Regions from separate parts of the Homo sapiens genome. Here regions 1 and 2 are each linked to region 3. Evidence: chromatin contacts called from ENCODE Hi-C or POLR2A ChIA-PET data. All regions are on one chromosome and are shown on one strand. The core of a region is the stretch at or near the end of the contact, and the rest is flanking DNA. Distances in the headings are between cores, read along the strand shown.

Region 1 (2,956 bases), core at 271-2,770, 600 kb before region 3:
GTCACTCTATAGCCCAGGCCGGAGTGTTGAGATCTCGGCTCACTGTAACCTCCGCCTCCCGGGTTCAAGCGATTCTCCTGCCTCAACCTCCCGAGTAGCTGGGATTACAGGCATGCGCCACCACACCCCGCTAATTTTTGTATTTTCAGTAGAGACGGGGTTTCACCATGTTGGCCAGGCTGGTCTCGAACTACTGGCCTCAAGTGATCCGCCCGCCTCGGCCTCCTAAAGTGCTGGGATTACGGGTATGAGCCTGGCCAATAGGCACTATTTCTTTCTTTCTTTCTTTTTTCTTTTTTAAGACGGAGTCTCGCTCTGTCGCCCAGGCTGGAGTGCAGTGGCAGGATCTCGGCTCACTGCAAACTCTGTCTCCCGGATTCAAGCAATCCTCCTGTCTCAGCCTCCCAAGTAGCTGGGGATACAGGCGCCACCACCACGCCCGGCTAATTTTTGTATTTTTAGTAGAGACAGGGTTTCACCATATGAGTCAGGCTGGTCTCAAAGTCCTGACCTCAGGTGATCCACCAGCCTCGGCCTCCCAAAATGCTGGGATTACAGGCATGAGCCACCACACCCCTCTAATTTTTGTATTTTCAGTAGAGACGGGGTTTTTTATGTCTATTATTTATTTTATGTCTATTATTTATTATTGTACACAACTGACGCTCCATCCCCCCCACCCCCGACCTTTTTCTTTTTTAGAGATGGGGTCTCGCTCTGTCACCCAGGCTGGAATGCAGTGGTGCGATAAGAGCTAAGTGCAGCCTCGAATTCCCAGGCCTCAGGCCATCCTCCTGCCTCAGCCTGCGGAGTAAATGGAACTACAGGTGCGCGCCACCACACCCAGCTGATTATTTCTAAATGATTTACTTCATCAACACTTCCCACATAAGTAGGGCACACATTAGGCGCTCCATAAATACTTGTCAAACGCCTACACGAAGGAAGATTAATGTCTGGCAAGAATGAATCCACCTTCCACCATGCCTACCCCGCTAAAAACTACATTTCCAGCCAGGCGTGGTGGCTCACACCTGTAATCCCAGCACTGTGGGAGGCCGAGGCAGGAGAATCACGAGGTCAGGAAATCGAGACCATCCTGGCTAACACGGTGAAACCCCGTCTCTACTAAAAATACAAAAATTAGCCAGGCGTGGTGGCGCATGCCTTTAGTCTCAGCTACTCGGGAGGCTGAGGCAGGAGAATCGCTTGAACCTGGGAGGCGGAGGTTGCAGTGAGCCGAGATCACGCCACTGCACTCCAGCCTGTGAAACAGAGCGAGACTCCATCTTAAAAAACAAAACAAAACAAACAAAAAAAAAACTACATTTCCCTGGGCGCTTGGCGCGACGCGCTCCCACCACGTTTGAAAGAGCGACAATTACTTCCCACGGCCCCTTACCGCCCCCTCCCGCCGGTGCCACAGTGGTTGATGGGAAGGTAGTTTTTACGCACTTTGGCCGGCCCCTAGCGATCTGAACCCAAACTAAATTTCCCAGCAAGCAGCGCGCCGGCCTGGGAAAAGGAGCAAGATGGCTGACTCCAAAGAGGGTGTTTTGCCGCTGACGGCTGCTTCCACTGCCCCAATTTCATTCGGCTTCACTCGCACGTCCGCACGGAGGCGGCTGGCCGACTCGGGAGACGGCGCGGGGCCATCTCCGGAGGAGAAGGATTTCTTGAAAACCGTGGAAGGGAGGGAGCTGCAGAGGTGACGCGCCGGGTCTTTCACCCCTTGGAAATCTCTGCGGTGGGCGTAAGCGGGAGGGAGGAATCTCAGTTGTTTGTCTTGGTGACAGTGACCTGTTAAGCCTGAAGCACAGCCTGAGTAAATTCGTGGAGGCCAGAAGGCGGGAGTTTATAGGAGGGGGTGAGGAAATTGGGCCTGATAGCTGTGGGAATTGCGAAGAGAGGATGTATTACTGAGAAGAAGTGTCTTTAGGACTTGAAGACACTAAGGTCTGTGCGTTCTGGGAGAAGGAAAGAATGAGAAAATGACAGGACCTGCTAGTGTCTCAACTGAAGGGCTGAGGCGTCCCCGATATGGGGAACGGGATGGAGCGGCAGATTCAGGTTGATGGAGGCCACCATCAGCTTAATGAGGAGAGGAGTGTCTGAGGGGTCTGAGGGAGGGATTTCCAGAAGAGAATCAGGCATCTAGGAAGCTGTTTGGGAACCTGGAGCTGGGGAAGGTCTGGGCTGAAGATAGTGATTTGTGGGCCATTGTAGAAGCCGGTATTGAGTTAAACAGAGAGTGCAGGACTTATTTCTCGAAGGCACTGACATTTATGAGTTGGGGGCACTGGGGAGATAATCCAGAGAATGCACGATCAGAGAGGAACAGGAGATCCAGACATGGAGTAGGGAAGACATGGTCTGTGGGGCTGGGGTGAGTTTGGCTCTTGTGTTTTCTCTGAATGAAGGAGTGTGACCCACTGACCCTGCCATTCTCCCAACCCCACCCCTCTGTGTCCACATCAGTGTGAAGCCCCAGGAGGCCCCCAAGGAACTCGTCATCCCTTTGATCCAGAATGGCCATCGCAGGCAGCCACCAGCCCGGCCCCCTGGGCCATCCACAGATACTGGGGCCTTGGCGGATGGGGTGGTGTCCCAGGCTGTGAAGGAGCTCATTGCGGGTGAGTGATACCCCTTTACCCTTCCCCATTGAAGGAAGAAGAGGAAGAAGGTGGAAGGATAGAGTGGGACTTCATTGCTCCCTCCTATTCTTCCTTTAGAATCCAAGAAGTCTCTGGAAGAGAGAGAGAATGCGGGTGTCGACCCCACGCTCGCTATCCCCATGATCCAGAAAGGATGCACCCCCAGCGGGGAAGGGGCAGACAGCGAACCCCGGGCAGAGACAGTGAGCTGGCCCCTTGTCCCCCTCCTGCCCCAGCCTTTCTTTGCCCTGTCCGCCAGGCTGTGTCCCTGCACGTAGCAGGGAAAGTCTGTGTGTGTGCTA
Region 2 (3,088 bases), core at 35-2,534, 650 kb before region 3:
GAGTAGCCTGGTGTGGAGGCACTGAAGCAGATCAGGATCACCAGGCATAATATCTGGAAGGGTGACATGGGAAAGGGGACCTCAATCAGCAACCAGGGCTGAGAAGATTGGTTTAAATTGGGGGTCCCATACTAAGATGCCTACGAGGGCTGGGGAAATGACATACAATAATAGCTAAACACTTTTTATGTGCTCACTGTGTTCCAAATTCAATCATCACGACAATCTAATGCTCTGGGTACTATTATTACTCTTTCTAATTTATAGACGAGAAAACTGAGGCACAGAGAGGTTTAATGGCTTGGCCAGGGTCACCCAACAAGTAAGGAGTAGAGTTGGGTGCCTCAGTTTCCTCTTTTCCCTTCTAGGTTACGGGCAGCCTGAGGGGAGTGGCGCTGCCAGGTGTTTTGTGAGCCCCGCTGACGCCAGCTTTGTGGCCTTGACCGGGGCGGAACACGCGGTTCCCCCAGCAACCCCTTTGGGAAGCGGTGAGAGTGACACCAGAGAGGCAGGACTCCGTTAAAGGCGCCGCACCCCTTTTACAAGTGACTCAAAGGCGGCGCCCACTTTGAGAAGGGTGGAAACCCCGAAAAGCTAAGGACATCCCGCCCGGCCTCTGAAGGGCGAGGAAGAACTGGCGAAGGGCGGGGCGCTCTACACCGCGGGACTAGCGCGGGGCGGGGGGGCCCCACCCCAACAGGCCCTGCCCCTGGGCGCGCTGCCAGCCCGCCCTCCTGTGCCCAGGCCGCGCCACGCCCTGCCACAGGAGGCCCCCACTTCCCAGCACCCTGGGACCCCTTCGATGCGTCCACTGATGAGTTCACGCAGGCTGTCCCCACGTAGCCCTCCGTATGCGTTATAGGCTCCTTGCTTCACCCCGGGGACCACCAGATCTCAACAACCTTCGTCAAACCCCACCGACTCGCCCTGCGCCCCGGGTTTCGGGCCTCCACCGTGAACCCACCCACCTGCACCCCACTGCCGAGCGCCCCGGCCAAGTGCCTGCCTCACCCGGACCATCCAGTTCCGCATGGTCCAGCCACCCCATCCCGCTTTTGCCCACGCGCCTGCCCCAGAACGCTCACAATCTCAGCAAACAGGAGGATTCCCTTTCGAGTGCGCGAGAAGTTGGTGCAGGCGGCCCAGCAGCCAGGAGCCGAGAGGCGCTCAGAATCCGCCATGGCATGGGCTGGAGTCCCTGGTGCCTCGGAGGATCTGCTCACTTGCTCGTGGTTTCGAGGACGCTGTACACCCAGCTGTCTTGCCCGCCGTCTGGCCGGGAAGGGGGCCCCGGGGCGAAGGAGGGAGTGAATCACCGCGCAGAGCTGACGCGGGCGGGGCCGGAGCCGGGCCAGGTGGCTGCCGCCCCGGAAGCCCCCTCGCCCCGCCCCCCAAGGATACTCCCAGCCTGGCGCACAGCCCCCGGGGCGCCCCATCGCAGGGGTGCTTGGCAGCTCCAGGTACCAGGAGCAGTAATAGCGGGACCCTTCGCCTTTTTGGAATGCAAATGCACCCGAGACAGCTTCAGCTTAGAACCGCGGGAATCTGGCTTTGGGATGGAGTGACTCAGTTTCCTTAACTGAATAAAACGGCCGAGGCAGAGTTAAATCCGAAAGACTTGGGGCCCAGTATGTTGCCAGAATTCGGAATATTTTTGATTTCAGAAAGTTTTCCCATGCATATACTCTCAGCGGGGTTTGGAGCTGCCGCGTTACAAAAAAAAAAAAAAAGGGCCAGGCGCGGTGGCTCACGCCTGTAATCCCAACACTGGGAGGCCGAGGCGGGTGGATCACCTGAGGTCGGGAGTTCGAGACCAGCCTGACCAACATGGAGAAACACCGTCTCTACTAAAAATACAAAAATTAGCTGGGCACGGTGACGCATGCCTGTAATCCCAGCTACTCGGAAGGCTGAGGCAGGAGAATCGCTTGAACCCGGGAGGCAGAGGTTGCGGTGAGCCAAGATCATGCCATTGCACTCCAGTCTGGGCAACAAGAGCGAAACTACGTCTCAAAAACAACAACAACAACAAAAACGGTATTTCTTCAAGAAAAGGTATGAACGTTCACAATAACTGGGTAAGGATTGAAAAGTGTTCCTCGGCTGGGCGCAGTGGCTCATGCCAGTAATCCCAACACTCTGGGAGCCTCAGGTGGGAGGATCGCTTGAGCCCAAGAGTTGGAGATCAACCTCGGCAACACAGTGAGACCTCATCTCTACAAATAATTTTAAAAATTAGCCCAGGCGGCCGGACGCGGTGGCTCAAGCCTATAATCCCAGCAGTTTGGGAGGCCGAGGTGGGCAGATCACGAGGTCAGGAGTTCGAGACCAGCCTGTCCAACATGGTGAAACCCCGTCTCTACTAAAAATACACAAAAAATGAACCGGGTGTGGTGGCGCTCGCCTATAATCCCAGCTAGTCAGGAGGCTGAGGCAGGAGAATCGCTTGAACCTGGGAGGTGGAGGTTGTAGTGAGCCAAGATTGCGCCACTGCACTCCAGCCTGGGCGACAGAGCAAGACTCCGTCTCAAAAAAAAAAAAAAAAAAGAAAAAAGAAAAAAATTAGCCCAGGCATGGTGGCACGTGCCTGTAATCCCAACTACTCGGGAGGCTGAGGTGGGAGGATTGCTTGAGCCTGGGAGTTCAAGGCTGCAGTGAACCATGATCAGACCACTGCACTCCTGCCTGGGCAACAGAGCAAGACCCTGTCTCCAAAAAAGGAAAAACAAAAAGAAAGGAAGAAAGAAAATTGTTCCTCGTTAGATCAGGTCAGGTTTTGTAACCAAATAGTGCCTATCTTGTGGGAAAACCATCAGTTTCCAGAGCTTTTTGTTTTTGGATAATGGATTGTGGACAGTGGAATAAACCTCTGAGCAGTGATGAGAATAAGACCCTGCCAGTGTAAAGGCTGTGTGAGAATAGGGGTTGGTGAGCATTGAGTTGCTCAGAAATAGGGCAAGCATTGTTTCAAGTGTTAGAGCCCAAGGCCAGGAGCAGTGGCTCATGCCTGTAATCCTAGCACTTTGGGAGGCCGAGGTAGGAGAATCACTTCAGCTCAAGAGTTCGAGACCAGCCTGGGCAACGTAGT
Region 3 (3,063 bases), core at 564-3,063:
CGAATTTACCAGTTAACAGACAGGATTGTAACACTTCTAATTACATTCCGTTTTTTTTTTTTTTTTTCAGACGGAGTCTTGCTCTGTCACCCAGGCTGGAGTGGAGTGGTGCGACCTCGGCTCACTGCAACCTCTGCCTTCCGGGTTCAAACGATTCTCCTGCCTCAGCCTCCCGAGTAGCTGGGACTACAGGTGCCTGCCACCACGCCCAGCTAATTTTTTGTATTTTTAGTAGAGACGGGGTTTCACCGTGTTAGCCAGGATGGTCTTGATCTCCTGACCTCACGATCCGCCCGCCTCAGCCTCCCAAAGTGCTGGGATTACAGGCGTGAGCCACTGCGCCCGGCCTACATTCTGTTTTAAGACCATGACTAAAGGCCAGGCACCGTGGCAGGTAATTCCAGTGCTTTGGGAGGCTGATGCAGGAGCAGCACCTGAGGCCAGGAATTCAAGTCCGGCCTGGGCAACACAGCGAAACTGTCTCTAAAAAAATAAGAAAATCAGTCAGGTGTGGTGACAAAGGCCTGTAGTCCCAGCTAGTAGGTAGGCTGAGGCAGGAGGATCGCTTTGAGCCCAGGACTTCAAGGCTGAAGTGAGCAGTGACCACATCACTGCCCTCCAGTCTGAGACTCTGCCTCTAAAAAAGAAGGCCGGGCGCGGTGGCTCACGCCTGTAATCCCAGCACTTTGGGAGGCCAAGACGAGTGGACCACTTGAGCTCAGGAGTTCAAGACCAGCCCGGCCAACATGGCAAAACCCCGTCTCTACTAAAAATACAAAAATTAGCCAGGTGTGGTGGCGTGCGCCTGTAGTTACAGCTACTCAGGAGGCTGAGGCAGGAGAATCGCTTGAACCTGGGAGGCAGAGGCTGCAGTGAGCCGGGGTCATGCCACTGCACTCCAGCCTGGGCAACAGAGCGAGACTCTGTCTCAAAATAAAATAAAAAAGAAAAGAAAAAGAACATGACTGAAACACAAGGCCACAGAAAGGCTGAAAGCTTGTTCCAGCCCTTTAGAAGCCATATTATGATGTGGTAGAAACAGTCCCGGTCTCAGCCCTCGGGGGTCAAAGTCTGGTGGGAGGCACATGGGAACAACACCTGATCCCAGCCCTCCCTGGTCACAGTCTGGCGAGGGAGATACAGGACCAGGCCTGGTGTCTTCCTTCAAGGGTCACAAACTGCTCACGACCACCAAACCCAGTCCTGTGCTCCGGGGTCACGGTTTGGTAAGAGACACAGGAACCAGGCGTGGTCCAGTTGCACAGGTCAGCGTCTTAAACCGTTCAACAAAAAGCTATTCCCTCCCCCACGTAGTCCTGAAAACTGCAACTGGGGGACAGAGGAAAGAAAACGAATCAGAACTACAACCCTCGGTGCCAGCGTTTGGAAAGCCAGAGCCTCCCCGCGAGAGCGTGCAACGCCGTCAACCTGCAGGGAAGAGACGGATATTGAAAGGCCGGTGTCTGGCGTGCAGCGCTAGAACGGAACACAAAGCCGGTCAATCCGAACCAGAACCCTCCAGTCCCGCTGCCCAATGAGAAGACGGATCTTCTGTCCTCTGGACAACCGTGCGGTAGCTGGGGGTCTCGCGCAGGCGCAAAAGGGCGGTGGGGGGGGCGGGTGGCAAAGGGTCTCGCGCTGGCACGCCGAGGGCTGGCCGCGTAGCCGGGGAGAGCTGGGGGAGGGAGCAGGGGCCGGGTGGAGGGCACTCACCAAGGCGCGCGACGGCAGCGGCCTCCCACGCTGGCTCCGGGCTCTCTTTAGGCTGGGTCTCGCGCTCTGTCACATCCCTAGTTCGGGCTCATCCCCTAGTGGGTTCTCTTGCCTTACGGAGCGAGCCAATGGTGAAGCGAAGAAGGCGGCCCGTGCCGCTCCCAACCAATAGACACTCTCTTTGTACCTCTAGCCCCGCCCCCGCGCGTGGCGCCATTTTCACCTGAGTTAGGTTTGGGGTGGAGACTGGGACGCGCCAAGGTTAGTGGGCGTTTTGGATCCGTAGCCAATCTGCATCGAGTCCTGGCTTCAATTTCCCCATTCCCTTATCAGTCGATCAAAACGGGGACTCATTAAGGTCTGTACCCGCTTCTTCCGCTGGTGAAATTAGCGTTGCGTTGCATCCTTTCACCTCCGCCCTTTTCTAGGTAGAGTAACCCTTAGTATAATGCAACGAAACTGTTACAAGCAGATCACACGCTATACACTGCAACCACCCCCTCCCCAGCTCTTCAGTGCTCAGAACTCCTCAGTCCTAATAGCAGCGGTCATTCTCTCTTCTCCCGACCTCAAGTCAGAAGAACTAGTTAGAACCCAGGCCTCTCAGTCCTACTGACCAATTGGCATGAAGACCCTCAATCTCCATATGCCAGTTCTAAAAAGCCAATCAAACGCCTAACCACCAGTGGGCCCCCAGATGGAGCAATCAATCAGAATCCAGACCCATCCCAGACCTCCCATCCAATTAGAACCCACAACCCTCAGTCCTAAGGATAAATAGGCACCAACCCTTCATCTCTCTTGCTTTCTCTCCTCTGTGTCCCACTCAGAGCAACCAATCAGAATGGGGATCCTTCAGTTTTCCAGCCAATCAGGCCTCCCCCACATCCAACTATGCAATCTGTCCCTGCCCTGATCAAACCAAGCAGGACCAGGATCCTGCCATCTTCAGGCTCATCATCTAATCAATCATAAACTAACCATGAACCAATCACAGTCTGCTCTCTCTTCATGGTTTCCAGCTTCCAAACCTTTATCCATGCTGTGCTCCCTTCCTCACTCATTCCTATTCCCCTCTGAGCAGTGAAGAAGAAGCCTATTGAATATTTCCTACTTTTATTTGACAATAACAAATTGTATATAAAAAGGAAGAAGGAAGGCGGGGAGGCCCTGGATCTCCCCTTCTCTGTTTCCCCAAGCATCCCCCTCTAGGCCCCAGCAGGCACCACCCCCTTCCTGCCTTGTGGTGGGGTGGGGATTGACAGGCATGAAAATGGTGTGATTTTGTGTGTGTGTGTGTGTGTGTGTGTTGAGGTGTTGGGGGTCAAGGATGGAGGGGGTCAAGGAGTA

What was found. Hi-C counts contacts between places; a loop is a spot of excess contacts on that map. ChIA-PET counts read pairs that join two places held with the same protein, here RNA polymerase II (POLR2A). Pooled maps may share reads with other maps.
Region 1: a pooled map shows a loop between it and region 3 (6-fold over the local background). The contact joins the promoter of GPKOW here to the promoter of EBP in region 3. A Hi-C loop is called at or near these places in 1 of 37 single-sample maps with no recorded cell type and 6 of 50 pooled maps. POLR2A ChIA-PET finds 5 or more read pairs at or near these places in 2 of 52 experiments (HepG2 and OCI-LY7).
Region 2: a pooled map shows a loop between it and region 3 (4-fold over the local background). The contact joins the promoter of PLP2 here to the promoter of EBP in region 3. A Hi-C loop is called at or near these places in 1 of 37 single-sample maps with no recorded cell type and 6 of 50 pooled maps. POLR2A ChIA-PET finds 5 or more read pairs at or near these places in 5 of 52 experiments (GM12878, IMR-90, OCI-LY7 and 2 more).

The regions. Positions count from the first base shown.
Region 1 is chrX:49,122,299-49,125,254 of GRCh38, reverse strand. GPKOW (G-patch domain and KOW motifs) reads left to right here and starts at 1,520. Exons shown (of 11, transcript NM_015698.6): 1 at 1,520-1,708; 2 at 2,479-2,633; 3 at 2,733-2,857. The coding sequence starts at 1,533. RefSeq lists enhancers at 543-1,196, 1,197-1,850.
Region 2 is chrX:49,170,094-49,173,181 of GRCh38, reverse strand. PLP2 (proteolipid protein 2) reads right to left here and starts at 1,284. Exons shown (of 5, transcript NM_002668.3): 1 at 1,086-1,284; 2 at 1-53. The coding sequence starts at 1,181. RefSeq lists silencers at 588-787, 1,308-1,407.
Region 3 is chrX:48,520,558-48,523,620 of GRCh38, reverse strand. It overlaps EBP (EBP cholestenol delta-isomerase), which reads right to left and starts at 1,813. Exons shown (of 5, transcript NM_006579.3): 1 at 1,714-1,813. PORCN (porcupine O-acyltransferase) reads right to left here. Exons shown (of 15, transcript NM_203475.3): 15 at 2,813-3,063. RefSeq lists silencers at 1,529-1,708, 1,769-1,998, 2,913-2,972.